Linked DNA regions of Homo sapiens: region 1 is linked to region 2. The links are chromatin loops, found by intact Hi-C in ENCODE. Cell type or tissue: Calu3. All regions are shown on one strand.

Region 1 (8,000 bases), 400 kb before region 2:
CAAATGTCATCAATATAATGGACCAGTGTGATACTAAGATCCAGGTCTCTCTGAACAATATTACAGTATAGGTAGGAAATTTGACGAGCCCTGAGGCAGGACAGTAATGCTACAGCATTGTACCACTACTTAAGTACAAAGTGCTTCGGTTTTTCAATACTGGATGAATGGGGAAAAACAAGAAAAATGCATTTTGCTTGATTCATAGCTGCAAACCAGCTGACAAAGGTATGTTGATTTGTGTATAAAAATAACACATCTGAAACTGTAGTGTAATAATTGGCATCATCACCTAATTGCTATAATCTACTATCATTTTCCAGAATCTATCTGGCTTTTGCACTGGCCAAATAAGTGGAGAAAGTGGGTATATGGACAAAATCACTATCCCAACATCTCTCAGGTATTCAGAATAATCTCTGAATTGCCGTGGTGGGAAAATGGTGATTTTCAGGGGCTTCCACTTGGCCCTTTCTCCAATAATTGCCCTTGTTCCTTGGATCTAGGAACCAGTGTGAGAATGTGGTCAGTAAGTGTTCCTATTTTATATTCTGGAAATGGGTGGATCCAAAGGACACTTGGTAAGACAGATTCTGACTTAGATGCCATCTGTCACCGGTTCTTGAGAAGCTCTCACTATGTCTGGTGGTCCACAGTGACATTTTAGGATTCTGGAGTATAGCAGAAAGGCAGAGCTATTATCTCATTATCTAATAACCCTTAGGAAGTCAAGTTCCTGCCCCCAATCCATATTCATGTGGGTAAATGACTGCAGTTCCCTCTGGGGAATTGTTGAGAGAAGATTTATGGTATTCGTGTTGCAGGGTTCTTTCTAGTCAAGGAGCTTTGGGTGTATGAACTGTCTTAAGTTTGGAAAGTGGGTAAAAGGCATAACTGCCACAACATTGGCTTCAGTTAGGTTTTTTGCTTTGCATATGTGGTATTTCTCTGCCTATATATGTTAGGCAGCACCATAGTATATAGCTCATCTTATTTATAGGGCCCTTGAGAAACTGGCCATTGCCACAGATCCCTGCCTCTAATTACAATTCTGCCATTAGCATATTGTGGTAAGAACTATACCACCTTGTCTATTAAGTGCCAATCGACTTTGACCACTTGTGGATCATATAATTCACATGGAGATCAGAGAACCTATTTTCATTATTGATCCTCTATCATCATTTCTGGCCTATAAAAAATAGTCACCCAGGTCTTTTCATGGATGCTGGAGTCCTTTTTATTAGTTAATGCATTTATCAACACCTTGGTAAAAGGAGAATGGGTGGAGGGTGTGCATGTTTAGATGTGACTTGGCCAAGCAGGTTGCACATGTAGATTTTCTCCAACATTCCTATCTTCCTGAGCTTTTGGACTCCTTCGTGTACAGAATGCCAGGTAGTTTGAGCATTTTGACCTAACTGCCTGTTTTGTTTTTGTTTTTATAAAGACCATGTCTCACTTTGTTGCTGGTTTTTAACTCCTGGGCTCAAGCGATCTTCCTGTCTCAGCCTCCCAAAGTGCTGGAATTACAGGCATGAGCTACCGTGCCTGGCCTTGACCTACCTGACTGTAAACCACTACTGAGTTCAGTTTTCAATTAGTGAACCTATTAAACTATTAAAGCCATTCCCAGGTACTTCGGACATTGTATTAATTAAATGGGTAAAGTGCACCCATGACAATAAATTTGGCCTTATTGTTCCTTATGATTTGTCCTCTTGGTCTAACACCATTACATTCCACCTTAGACTGTCAAAATCTTTTAACTCTTTGCTGTATAGGCTGTTTCCTCCCTCCCACAGCATATCTTGCACTCTCCTCCGTCCAAGTTTTATTTTTTGGAGCCTAACTAAGCTAATGGAGAGGTCGTGGGGGGTAGATGCTGAGGAGAACTGGAAATGACTTGTGAGGCTCTGCTCCAGGGTTTTGTTTTGTTGTTTTTTTTTTTAAGCCTCTATGAAAGAATTTTTTTTTTTTTTTTTTTTTTTTTTGACAGCGTCTTGCTCTCTTGCCCAAGCTGGAGTTCAGTGCCATGATCTCGGCTCACTGCAACCTTGCCCCCACCCCCCACCCCAGGTTCAAGCGATTCTTCTGTCTCAGCCTCCGGGGTAGGTGGGATTACAGGCATGCTCCACCACGCCTGGCTAATTTTTTTATTTTTAGTGGAGACGGCATTTCGCCATGTTGGCCAGGCTGGTCTCAAACCCCTGACCTCAAGAATCCGCCTGCCTCAGCCTCCCAAAGTGCTGGGTTACAGGCTTGAGCCACCGTGCCCAGTGGAAAAATTTCGTTTAAATATTGTTAAGGTCCAACTTCAGGTGAAATTGGACACCATTGAATATAATTTCATGTCTCATCTTCCTTATTTTGATTTCCCATTGACTTCTCTTTTTACATGTTTTGTGTAACCATACATACATCCAGACATTATTTTTATTTTTTAAGTTTTCTACTGCCTTTAGAGGCAATATAGTGTAGTGGGTAAGAGCAAGACTAGGGCCAAACTGCTGGGATTACAGGCATGTGTACCTATCTGGGTTATGCCACTTCCTACTTAGCTGTATGACCTGTATTCCTCATCTGTAAGATACAAATAATGGTACCTACGCCCTAAGAGATACCTCGTAGGTTTAAGGCAAAGGTTGAGATAAATAGGTAAAGGATTTTTAAAAAATCCCTAGCCTAGGGTCGGGCGCCGCTCAGGCCTGTAATCCCAGCACTTTGGGAGGCCGAGGCGGAGGCAGGCGGATCACTTGAGGCCAGGAGTTCCAGACCAGCCTGGCCAACATGGCGAACTCCCCTCTCTACCAAAAATACAAAAATTAGCCAGTCGTGGTGAGGCGCGCCTCTAATTCCAGCTACTTGGGAGGCTGAGGCAGGAGAATCGCTTGAACCCGGGAGGCGGAGGTTGCAGTGAACCAAGATCACGTCACTGCACTCCAGCCTGGGAGACAGAGCGAGACTCCATCTCAAAATAAATAAATAATTTAAAAAATCCCTAATATGTAAGCTATAATTATTATTAGATCCCTACAATTGAAATAAAAACTAATAAGATATTTGTGAAGGGCATTGCCAGTCAAAACAATCATTTATGAATTACTGGTAATCTCAGGTTTCATTTGTTTACCTGGTTTTGCTCCCAGCGTCCCGAGGTAATTAACAGCATGTAAATGTACTGAGTCCCTGCTATGTTGTCACTAAAATAAGCATGTTCATACAAACTAATTATCTTTACATCTCTACCATTCAGCCCTGGAAACCGCGACAGTAAAGTTAATATAATTCTGGGCGGGGTATGCATATGAGAGGAGTGGCATAAACCAATTTTTGCCTACGTAACAGTTTTATCTATGATTGTTCCTGGAAACCGCAATGATTACTACATGTATTGTGGAAATGCTGTGACTCCCTTCCCTTCAGCACAACCAAAAATATAAAGACGAATTTCAATTCTAAGCCCCGGGTTTTAGACGGTGGCCAGGATTCCGCTACCGTTCTCACCTCCTCCGCAGATAGCGATTGGCGGCCGGATGCAATCATTCAAATGAAGCGCCGCCGTCTCATTGGCCAGGGGATGCTGCTCACCGATTGGTCCCGTGACGAGGAGGGCGGTGCCCGGAGGTCCTCATTGGTGGAGGCGGCAAGTTTAAACAGAGTCAAAACGCCATACTTGTTTGGCTCCTCTTTTTAATTTGCGAGTTTATTGGGCTTGTTTTCTGTTTTCTAGGGAGTAGGTTAGTGGAAAAGAAAAAGGGCCGAATTCACTCCCACGACCTCTACAGCCGCCCCTGAGGGGAAGCGGTCAGCGTAAGTCCCGGATCCCCGCTCCGGAGCCGCCTCGTGGGAGCGGGGCAAGGAGATCCAGGAGGGGTCTCGAATCTGCCATGGCGAACCGGCGAGTGGGGCGAGGCTGCTGGGAAGTGAGCCCGACCGAGCGGAGGCCGCCCGCGGGGCTGCGGGGCCCCGCGGCCGAGGAGGAGGCGTCTTCCCCGCCGGTCCTGTCTCTCAGCCACTTCTGCAGGTCTCCTTTCCTTTGCTTCGGGGACGTTCTCCTGGGAGCCTCACGGACGCTGTCTCTGGCCCTAGACAACCCTAACGAGGAGGTGGCAGAAGTGAAGATCTCCCACTTCCCGGCCGCGGACCTGGGCTTCAGTGTGTCGCAGCGCTGTTTCGTGTTGCAGGTAGGTCTCAGGAGGAGCGTGCTCCAGGCCGGTGTTCTGCTTCTCCGCTATCTTTCCTGCCACCCTCCTCAGGAAGGTTGACGATTGGAGAAGAAATCAGAAAAGACCCTTAGAGAATAAAGTCAGTTCCCTTTCACTCAATAACTGTGGGTGGCTCTTGGAAAAGAAATCAGAAAAGACCCTTAGAGAGTGAAGTCAGTTCCTTTTCAATAACTGTGGGTGGGCCCTTGACGCATACACATGTGTGTGAGTATATATATATGTGTCAATATTATATATATATATATATATATATTCTCTAATTGAAGGCTAGGATAGACGCTAACTTGGGCGGGGACAACACATAAACGCGCGCGCACTTAGCATCTTTAGGAGCAAGTTATATAGACTTCTCTGTTAAATTGACAAGCACTTTTACTAGACTTAAGGCGTTGTGAAATAGCCTTGCCGTTCTAAATTAATAGACAATGCACTTTTTTAACACTTTTTTAAGATTGACAGGAGTACCTTGGTTGGTTAAAGCAGCTTTTTTTAAAATTTCTATCAGCCATCTTAATATGCATTTTAGTTTCCATATGTACCCTTAGAGTCGAGGTAACTGGTTTTTTTTTCCGGTGAAATAGTGAGCTTTGTTCTGGCTAAATGCCTACAATAAAAACCAAAAAAACCTATTCAGAGTTGTTTTCAATATATACGTGTAGTATGTATGCACACTTTAGTATTTTAGTCCTTTTTTTCTTTGCTGTTAAGTGTAATTTTAATGCTGCATCAAATTTAATTTTATAAATGTTGTTTCAAGAACTCCTGTAGCTTTCTTTTACTGCATTGCATTTGCAAGAGTAATGCTCCAATCCCCTTCACCAAAGACTGGAGAATTTATGTTTTTATTTTGACTGCTGTGACCTTTCCATTGAGTAGAATCACCAAAAGTATGAAAACCGTTAGCCGAGGAGGTCTGAACTAGTAGGCTAATAACCACTTCATTAGGCAGAAAAAAGAGATTCTAATCTGAGGTCCCTTAACTTGTGTGTCACCAATGGTTCATCTATCTACACTTCAGAACCTACCCACCCCGCCCCTCTGTTTCATGAATCACTGCCTGCTTTCCTTTCTTTGGAAAGACAGATTTCTTTTCTATCCACATAATACTTCAACTTACTCTTTTTTGTTATAATGTGGAACTAAATTTTGTGGTATTTTTAGAATAAACTATTTTATAGAGTAAAAATGCACCATTCTTATTTTTTAAAATTAGTTGTTTATGATGTTATATTATTTCTCCTTTAAAACAGAAACTTGTCTGTTTCTCCTGAAAAACAAAATTTGTTTTGTCATGTCAGCGTTTAAATTTGGCAGATTCTGTCTACCTGCCAGGGTGTGGGGTGTAGATGTTAAAGTCCAAACTCTGGCATTAGACTGCCTGGGTTCTAATAGGTACCTGCGTGACTTTGGCAGACTTTTCTGGATGTTAGTTACTTCATCTGTAAAATGTGCATAATCATAATACCTGCTTCCTAGGGATGTTAGCATTAAATGAGTTTTACAGGATACCTGCACTTATGCCTGGAACAATAATACCTGTTTAAGAAATCTCAGTATGATGATGTGGACCTTAGAGGAATTTGTAAGGAAGAAGGAATTTAGCTGATCATCTTTACATTTCTTTTTAAATAAAGTCTTCATAATGCAGGGTCCTTGTGTTTGAAGTAGAAGTACTCTACACATCTAAAAATTAGAAATGTACAATTAAATCTTTTGAAACCACTCAAACAAAATGATTTAGAGACTATCTGTTCTATTGCTTTAATACAGTTAAGATTTTATTATTTATTTTGTTGTGAACCCTGTTATTTTTAGTGACTTTTTTTCTTATAATTAAGCAGATAGGGTAGGAGAAATATATTTGATTTATTAAATGTTTAGTATATAGAGTGTTGGTTAACAATTATTAAGCCCTACTATATTGTAAGTTGTATATAAGGTGTTTTGGTTATTATGTAATTACTATTGTAATTATATAATGTATTGTTTTGATTATAGCCTAAAGAGAAAATTGTTATTTCTGTTAACTGGACACCACTCAAAGAAGGCCGAGTAAGAGAGATTATGACATTTCTTGTAAATGATGTTCTGAAACACCAAGCTATATTACTAGGAAATGCAGAAGAGCAGAAAAAGAAAAAGGTAATGTTTTAACCATTCTGTGATTTACTCTAAGAAATTGTTTAATAATAAATAAAACTTATTTTGATAACAGGCTTGAAGTAATATTGCTTATTTAATATTCAATAGCTACAAACTTAATTGGTATATTTTCCTTATTTTTGCAGAGGAGTCTTTGGGATACCATTAAAAAGAAGAAAATTTCAGCCTCTACAAGTCACAACAGAAGGGTTTCAAATATTCAGAATGTTAATAAAACATTTAGTGTTTCCCAAAAAGTTGACAGAGTTAGGAGCCCACTACAAGCTTGTGAAAACTTGGCTATGAATGAAGGCGGTCCCCCAACAGAAAACAATTCTTTAATACTTGAAGAAAATAAAATACCCATATCACCTATTAGCCCTGCTTTCAATGAATGCCATGGTGCAACTTGCTTGCCACTCTCTGTACGTCGATCTACTACCTACTCATCTCTTCATGCATCAGAAAATAGGGAACTATTAAATGTACACAGTGCCAACGTTTCAAAAGTTTCTTTTAATGAGAAAGCTGTAACTGAAACTTCCTTTAATTCCGTAAATGTTAATGGCCAAAGAGGAGAGAATAGTAAACTTAGTCTTACCCCCAACTGTTCTTCAACTTTGAACATTACACAAAGCCAAATACATTTTCTAAGTCCAGATTCTTTTGTAAATAATAGTCATGGAGCTAATAATGAACTAGAATTAGTAACATGTCTTTCATCAGATATGTTTATGAAAGATAATTCACAGCCTGTGCATTTGGAATCAACAATTGCACATGAAATTTATCAGAAAATTTTAAGTCCAGATTCTTTCATAAAAGATAATTATGGACTAAATCAGGATCTAGAATCAGAGTCAGTTAATCCTATTTTATCCCCTAATCAATTTTTAAAAGATAACATGGCATATATGTGTACATCTCAGCAAACATGTAAAGTACCATTATCAAATGAAAATTCTCAAGTCCCACAGTCTCCTGAAGATTGGAGAAAAAGTGAAGTTTCGCCACGTATTCCTGAATGTCAGGGTTCAAAATCTCCCAAAGCTATTTTTGAAGAACTAGTAGAAATGAAGTCAAATTACTACAGTTTTATAAAACAAAATAATCCTAAATTTTCTGCAGTTCAGGATATTTCTAGTCATAGCCACAATAAACAACCTAAGAGACGTCCAATACTTTCTGCCACTGTTACTAAAAGGAAGGCCACCTGTACCAGAGAAAACCAAACTGAGATTAATAAACCAAAAGCAAAAAGATGTCTCAACAGTGCAGTGGGTGAACATGAAAAAGTAATAAATAATCAAAAGGAAAAAGAAGATTTTCATTCTTATCTTCCAATTATAGATCCAATATTAAGTAAATCTAAGAGTTATAAAAACGAGGTAACACCCTCTTCGACAACAGCTTCAGTTGCTCGGAAAAGAAAGAGCGATGGAAGCATGGAAGATGCAAATGTGAGAGTTGCAATTACAGAACATACAGAAGTGCGAGAAATCAAAAGAATCCATTTTTCTCCCTCAGAGCCTAAAACATCAGCTGTTAAGAAAACAAAAAATGTGACAACACCCATCTCAAAACGTATTAGCAACAGAGAGAAATTAAACCTGAAGAAGAAAACTGGTG
Region 2 (8,000 bases):
ATGAACAGAAATAAAGTCTGAAAAATTGCGTCTAATTTCTTGCCACAAACATTTTATGAACTGGACACAACCGTTAGTTTTCCAGGATTTAATATGGTGCTTTTAAGAAGAGAGCCACCGGTCTCAGCTTATAATTACATTTTCACAAATTAATCCAAAATTTTACGTATGAATAAAAAGGAGTAAAACAATACATAAAAAATGAAATTGAGAACTGATTTAATACTAAAGTTCTGAATAAAGGTGTGCACTTTATGATTGATTCTATCTTTTTGCACAAGTTGGATACTCCAGTTTCCCATCCCAACATGTTGTTCGCAATGTGTGAGAACGTGATGAAAGACGATATCCCCGTTTACACACAAATTCAACTGATTCACCTGTTCTCGAATAAAGCTTCTGTTTGGCTGTCCACCTTAATGCTATGTTATAATTTTCCATAATTTCTCGGGATATTACACACGGATCTGAAAATAAAAAACAGTAAACATAAAACATTAAGTAGTATGCAAATCTTCATAGACTTTCAGGTTTTCAAGTAGAATGTTATATGATGGTTCAGGAATTATTTCTCAAAACACTATCCAAACCAACTATGTAGAAACATCATATTGATTTGAATAAACTTAGAATGGTAATCGATGTGAAAATGAGGTTCGATGTTTAATGTATGAGAATTAGGGGTGTATTATCAATGATTCATTACATCAGTTGTCATTTTAGGATCCCTGCGTTTTAGAACTTATCATTGCTGCTTTTGATTAAGATATTGGTCAAAGAGTACAAACTTTCAGCTATAATATGAATAAGAACTTGGAATCAAACATAGAGATCTAGTGATATTTAGAGCTAATAATATTGTATTGTTTATTTGAAAATTGGTAAGAAAGCAGATTTTAAGTGTCCTCACCACAAACACACACACACATACTCACACACCCACCTACACCCAATGCTAAGCATAGGTGATGAAGAATGTGCTAATTAATTTGTGGTAATCTTTGTAGCATAAATATATCAAAACAACATATTGTCAAACATCAAAATATATTTTTATTTGTCAACTAAATGCTTTAAAATAAAATATAAATATAAAGAGAAAAATTACTTTTTTTGTTGTTTTTATTGAGACGGAGTCTCGCTTTGTCACCCAGGCTGGAGTGCAGTGGCGCGAACTCGGCTCACTGCAACCTCCGCCTCCCGGGTTCCCGCCATTTTCCTGCCTCAGACTCCCGACTAGCTGGGACTACAGGTGCCCGTCACCATGCCGGTTATTATTATTATTTTGTATTTTTAGTAGAGACGGGGTTTCACCGTGTTAGCCAGGATGGTCCTCAATCTCCTGACCTCGTGATCTGCCCGCCTCAGCCTCCCAAAGTGCTGGGATTACAGGTGTGAGCCACCGCACCCAGCCCTAAAGAGAAAAATTTCTAAACTTTACTTTCTGACAGAAATATTTGGTAGGCAAGCATTCAGCAGAATGGTTGTTCAATAATCTGTGAGTATTTTGTTACAAACAGTGAAATATCAGACTCATCACAGAGATTTTTCCAGCCACGTGAATATTAAAGTACTTACGTAAGCATTTTGGTGGTTCTGACCATTGTCCATTTCTACATGTTATTCGCTTGTTACCCTCAAGTTGATACAAGTTCTGGCATTGGTACTCAACTGATGAAGCTGGAGCATATACTGACAACGGGAATGAAGTAATGTCCCCATTGTCAATAGGTGGAGGGGGCCCACATTTTCCTGTAGAATCTAAAAAACATCATTTCATCACTTGATTTGTTGTGAGAGCAAATCAAAATACAAGTTCAAATAAGGCAAACGCAAACACAGCACTGTATATAATATCAACAGTTTTGTGATTTCTGGTGAAAGAAATGAGTCCTGGAAGAAATTTTAACCCTTTAAACTGAAAGTAATATATTTAAGTTCTTTTCTCCGTACTGAAAGAACACATAAAACATTAACAAATATTGCTGCTTATGGTAGACCAGGATTAAGAAATGTCTTTCCGAATGAATACATGCTAAACATAGAAAACTATGACAAAGGAAGTTTCTTATTTCATATTCGAAAAATCCCATAGGAATTATAAAATGGAAAAGTATGACAAAAATTTTTTAAAAACACTGAATATACTTAATAATACATGGGGAGCTGACAGACAAATAAATCCATGAACTTGAACATACAGCAATATAAATTACCCACTCTGAAAATAAACTGAAAACAAAAAACTGAACTGAGACATTCAGAAAAATACAACAACAAATAATGCCGATGCAGAAAAAGAAGAGAAAGGATATTGGGCTGGAAAAATGAATAAATAAAATGATGCCTGAAAACTTCCCATTTTGACCATAAGGTATAAACTTATATTTAAGAAGCTGAGTGAACTCCAAAGAGGATAAAAACATTGGAATTTATACCAATATACATTAAAATAAAACTACTTTAAAAAAAGAAAAAAATACCTTGAAAGCAACTAGACAAAAACTATGCTTTTCCTCGAGGGGATCAACAATTCAAATGATGCTGAGTTTTTCATCTATAACCATGTGGCACGGTTTTCAAGTGTTCAAAGAACTGTCAACTCCAAATTTGATATCCAGTGACACGATCTTTTACAAGTAAGGGGATCAATACAGACATTCTCAGAGAAAGGGATACCAAGGGAATTTGTCTCCAGTAGACCTATGCCTAAAGATTAACTAAAGGAATTCTTCAAATTAAAATAAAACAGATAAAAGAAAGAGCTTGAGACTTTAGGATCCTGAAAAAATAGAAAAATAGAATGGATAAACAGAGGAGTCAATATAACAGGATATCTTTTTCCTCATAAGTTTTTTCAATTATGTTCGATATTTGAAGCAAGTGAGTTTAATATGGAGCTCAATGTATGCAGAGAAAATACTAGTGGCATTTATACTTACAACGTGGAGAGTGTAAATGGATCTACATGAAAGTAAGGTTTCCATATTCCAGTTGTAGATTTAAATGTCAGTGCCAGTAGACAGTAATATATTATTACATATATAGTATTAGCTAGAGCAACAACTTTTTAAAAGGAGGAGAAAAGCTATACAAAGAGATAGAATGGAAAACAATACATATGAATCGAAATTAATCTCCTTAATAATTTCCCTACAGGGAATGGAGGAATAGGGAAATAGGACTGAAACCCAGAGGAAACAGGCAGAAACAAATAAACGACAGAGATTTAAGTCCTATATATCAATAATTATTTTAAGTGTAAATGGTCCAAGTGCACCAGTTAACAGGCCATGAAAGGATGAATGGATATGTAAACATGACCCAACTATATGCTGTCTACAAAAACTCACTTCAATAATAAACATAGGTAGAGTCTAAGTAAAATAGTGAAAAAAAAAATACAGAAAAACATTAATTTTAAAACATAAAGGTGAGTAAGATACAATTTCCTTTTTTGGTTTCCCTTATTTCATCTCTTTATATTAGAATGACCCAGGACTATGTGCTCGGACTTCTTTTTATAAATACAGTCAGTCACACACCTTTAAATATAATCCATATACTGAAGATGCCCACATTTATATCACAGTCTATGATCTCTCTTCAACTGCCTATTCCATATCTTAGAATGCACATCACTTATGGCTGTCAAATGCACATAATGTATCTTTTATTACACGTATTCCTGAGAAGGAACTAAGTGTTGTAATGCTTAAAAAGTATTGTTTTTCAGGTTCCAACTCTCAATTTGGTCGAATCTTTCTGGAAAATAATATACCCTATTACTTGTGTTCTGTTCACAGGAAGAATTGAATTTTAAGCACCATCAGTCATTTTATTTGCATTTGAAAAATCTATTAATAAAAATGACTTCATTTTGTTTAAATCAACATATTTTAACCCTGCTATACTCCCCCAAAATGTTAAAAGAAATATAATACTCTACCTTTGCATTGAGGTGGTTCCGTCCAGTTTCCATTTAAACACATCACTTCTTCATCCCCAAACATTTCATAAGGGCTCCTACATTGATAACGTACTCTCTCACCAGATGGATATTTACTCATCTGTCTCGACACTATATAAGCATTTTGTACTGTGGGCGGATTCACACAGGAGGTGTCTGAATAGAAAAAAAAGAAGTGGTTCCACCTAGTGTTCATTTTGAGTAGCAAATCAACTGATAACAGTTACAAATATATTTCAAGACGAATTTAAAATAAGTAGACAATCTCATCAAATATTTTGTTGATTTTAATAAATTTAAATGTAATATTGAGGAAAAGACATGAAACTATTTTTTGTAAGGTACAAGCGTTGATGTTTTAAATTTCTTCTTCATCCTTCGCTAGAACACTGATAGACCTTTATTTTTCCCTTCTGGAAGCCAGTGTAAACGAAAGTTTTCCTGGATATCTCTCTTTGAGTTTGAGTAAACAAATATTACCAGTTCTATTTATTTAACATTAATTTATAAAATGCAAAAAGTCAGCATAAATAGATTATGTGATACCAGATTTTTGTTTGCAATCATCCTGCTTATACATTTTAGCCTCTTAAAAATAAACTCAAATAGGCATTTTCTTAGCGAATAAGCAAAGAATTAAAAACACATTTTGAAAATTACCCAAGTTAAAAGGAGGAAGAATGGTTAATCAAAGGATCCAAATTGGAGATGTGGAAAAATTTTTTTAAAAAGCCTATAATAATAAAAATAACCTCAGATAATTTAATTGCCAATGATTAAGGATATTATGCTGAACAATGCAAAATTCATCAGAGAGTTTCATATCCATGTGTAGTGAATAGACTATAGCAATGCTTCTCACTCGGAAGTGTAAATAGAATTCCCTGGAGGTGTTGGTAAAACAGTTTCAGGGTTTTACTTTGAGACTTTTGATTCTGGATGTCTAGAATGAGCTTACGGAATTTTATTTTCATTTCAAACAATCTCCAAGAAGATGATGATGCTACCGGTTTAGCGACCACACTTTGAGAACTATTGAGCTAAGATTAATCATCAAATACTCAGTTCCATCTTTTTATTTTTAGGCATACGACTACTTTGTCCTGCCGTAAAAACTTAATTTATGTCCATTTTAATGATGTTAGAGACAATTCTATATTTTATTCCCAAAACACTCTATATAAATAAATTGTACTTATATATTTATTTATTTCAGGTTTATTTATTTTTTTGAGACGGAATCTCACTCTGTCACCCTGGGTGGAGTGCAGTGGCACGATCTTGGCCCACTTCAATCTTCATCTCCCTGGTTCAAGCGATTCTCCTGCCTCAGTCTCCCAAGTAGCTGGGACTTCAGATGCATGTCACCATGCCCCACTATTTTTTTGTATTTTTAGTAGAGACGGGTTTTCACCATGTTGGCCAGGCTGGTCTCGAACTCCTGACCTCAAGTGATCCGCCCACCTCGGCCTCCCAAAGTGCTGGGATTACAGGCGCCAGCCACTGGGCTGGGCCCACACATTATATAAATAAATTTTGAAAATTCACCAAAGTACCTCTGCATGTTGGCCTTCCTGTCCATCTGCTATTAATGCATGTTACATTACTGGCTCCATCCATTTTGTAATATGTTGCACAAGTGTAAGTCACTTGCTCACCCGCCTTATACACATCCTTCTTCTCTCCCATGGGTATGGCATTTTCAAAGCTAGGTAAACTGAGACAATCTGTTTCTGAAATAGGAAAAATATGTATTTGTTCCGCAAATCTTTAAAAATAGGTTACATACAATACATGTAATGGATTCTAAAATAGCGATATATAGAATCAATGAATACTGTACAACATTTTTCTTATAACTTGAGAAAATATATTAGCCATTTTGTCTTAATTACATTAAATTCTTCTAAATCTATTAAAAATACAAGATAGAAATGATATTAGAAGACTGAAGAAATATTGGTAGCCGTAGCAATTGAGATTACACATTTTTTTGTTCACATTATTTTTGTCCATACTTGCCACCTGATATGGTTAGGCTTTGTGTCCTCACCCAAATCTCATCTTGAATAATAATCTCCAGGTGTTGAGAGAGAGACCTGGTGGGAAGTGATTGGATCATGGTGGCAGTTTCCCACATGCTGTTCTCACGATGGTGAGTGAGTTCTCACAAGATATGATGATTTAATAACTGTTTAGAAGTTCCTCCTTCACTCACTCCTCTCTCTCCTGCCACCTTGTGAAGAAGGTGCCTGCTTCCCCTTCAGCGGTAATGGTAAGTTTCATGACACCTCCTCAGTCATGAGGAACTGTGATCAATTAAAATTTTTTCTTTTATAAATTACCCAGTCTCAGGAAGGTCTTTACAGCAGTGTGAAAACGGAATAATACACCACCTATATTGTGTGTGCATTTCCAAATTTTTTGCTTCTATCAAATGTGAAATACTTATAATGATTTTTTAAAATATTTCAGAAAATGTACTTATAGGCAGATTGTTGATAAACTGACAGAAGATTGAATAATGTGGAGATTGATGAGTAGAGGCAGCTGTGCCCTAAGAACAGAGATGAGAAGTCTGAGAATATACATCAGAGGATGCTTAAAGTTCACACAAGATGATGTGAAAATGAACTAATTTGGCTTATAATGTCAAATGTTTTAATTACTACAGCTATAATTTCCCACAGCAGTCCAGAATATTCAAGAAAACCTTATGAATTTCTAGAGTCCCTGTTTACTTTCTTATTGGTACCACTTACACTTTGAATGAAGAATATTTATCATACATATAATAAAATTCAATGCACCATACTTATGCATGATGGAGGGTGAGACCATTTTTCTCCTAAGCATTTTGCAATTGCAGGCCCATCAATTCCAAAACCTTCAAAACATTTGTACGTAACTTCTTCTCCATACTGATAACTGTCTGACATGTGAGCTACAACACCATGAGAAATCTCAGGTGGAGATTTACAAGGAAGGCCTAAAAAAAAAAGAATGAATTCAGGTTTCACTAACTCATAAATTTAATTTTATATGCCTGTTTTAATATTAAGTAGTTTTATTTGAAAATAAACAATACAGGAGCTACTATGACATCACAGAGAAGTAACACAAATGTTTCCTAAAACTAGCCTTCTGGTGTCTGTCTGTCTATCGGACTGTCACCAACTGAAGAAGGACTTGAAACTAAAAATAGCAATACATTTCAGAAAGAGATCATCTATGCCTGGTAAACAATGCCTCTGTAAACTTACTAGTGATAATAAGATACACATTGAGAGTTAACGATTCCAGGTAAAACATAATATATTGTAGGAAATAAGAAGGGGCATTGTGGGAAGAATGTAAAAGAAGTTTTAAAACATAGTGGCAAAGCAAACATGACAACTTGCAGAACAGGTTTAGCTGTGTCCCCACCCAAATCTCATCGTGAATTGCAATTGCCATAATCCTCACGTGTTGTGGATGGGACCTGGTGGGAGAAAATTGAATCATGAGGGCGATTTTTCCTCTGCTGCTGTTCTCATGATACTGCGTGAGTTCTCCTGAGATCTGATGGTTTTATAAGGAGCTTTTCTGTCTTTGCTTTGCACTTCTCCTTCCTGTCATCATGTGAAGAAGGACATGTTTGCTTACCCTTCCACCAGGGTTGTAAGTTTCCTGAGGCCTCCCAGCCATGTGGAATTGTGAGTCAATTACACCTCTTTCCTTTATAAATTATGCAGTCTTGGGTAGTTCTTTATAGCAGCATGATAACAGACTAATACAGTAAATTGGTACTGCAGAGAGTAGGGTGCTGCTGTAAAGATAACCAAAAATGTGGAAGCAGCTTTGGAACTGGATAACAGGCAGGGGTTAGAACCATTTGGAGGGGTCAGAAGAAGACAGGAGAATGTTAAAATGTTTGGAACTTCCTAGGGAGTTGGACGGCTCAGAAGACAAGATGTGGGAAAGTTTGGCACTTCCTAGAGGCTTGTTGAATGGCTTTGACCAAAATACTCACAGTGATATGGACAATGAA

What was found. Hi-C counts contacts between places; a loop is a spot of excess contacts. Peaks named below come from ENCODE experiments on the same cell type or tissue, not always from the same donor. Only the 100,000 strongest peaks of a DNase experiment are listed, where the experiment ranks them.
Region 1: a loop joins it to region 2, with 2.8 times the contacts of the local background. A loop is called at or near these places in 6 of 110 quality-filtered maps.

What each region holds. Positions count from the first base shown.
Region 1 is chr1:197,142,328-197,150,327 of GRCh38, reverse strand. It overlaps ASPM (assembly factor for spindle microtubules), which reads left to right and starts at 3,659. Exons shown (of 28, transcript NM_018136.5): 1 at 3,659-4,187; 2 at 6,228-6,371; 3 at 6,518-7,997. The coding sequence starts at 3,891. RefSeq lists a silencer at 3,975-4,154. In Calu3, no CTCF peak of the experiment used is centred here; DNase peaks (open chromatin) are centred at 3,587, 3,957 and 4,117.
Region 2 is chr1:196,739,578-196,747,577 of GRCh38, reverse strand. It overlaps CFH (complement factor H), which reads right to left. Exons shown (of 22, transcript NM_000186.4): 18 at 6,786-6,959; 19 at 5,527-5,703; 20 at 3,950-4,126; 21 at 1,579-1,761; 22 at 74-467. The coding sequence ends at 265. Among named protein-coding and RNA genes, the nearest start is that of CFHR3, 31 kb to the left of the region's middle. In Calu3, a CTCF peak has its summit at 4,151 (motif pointing left); no DNase peak of the experiment used is centred here.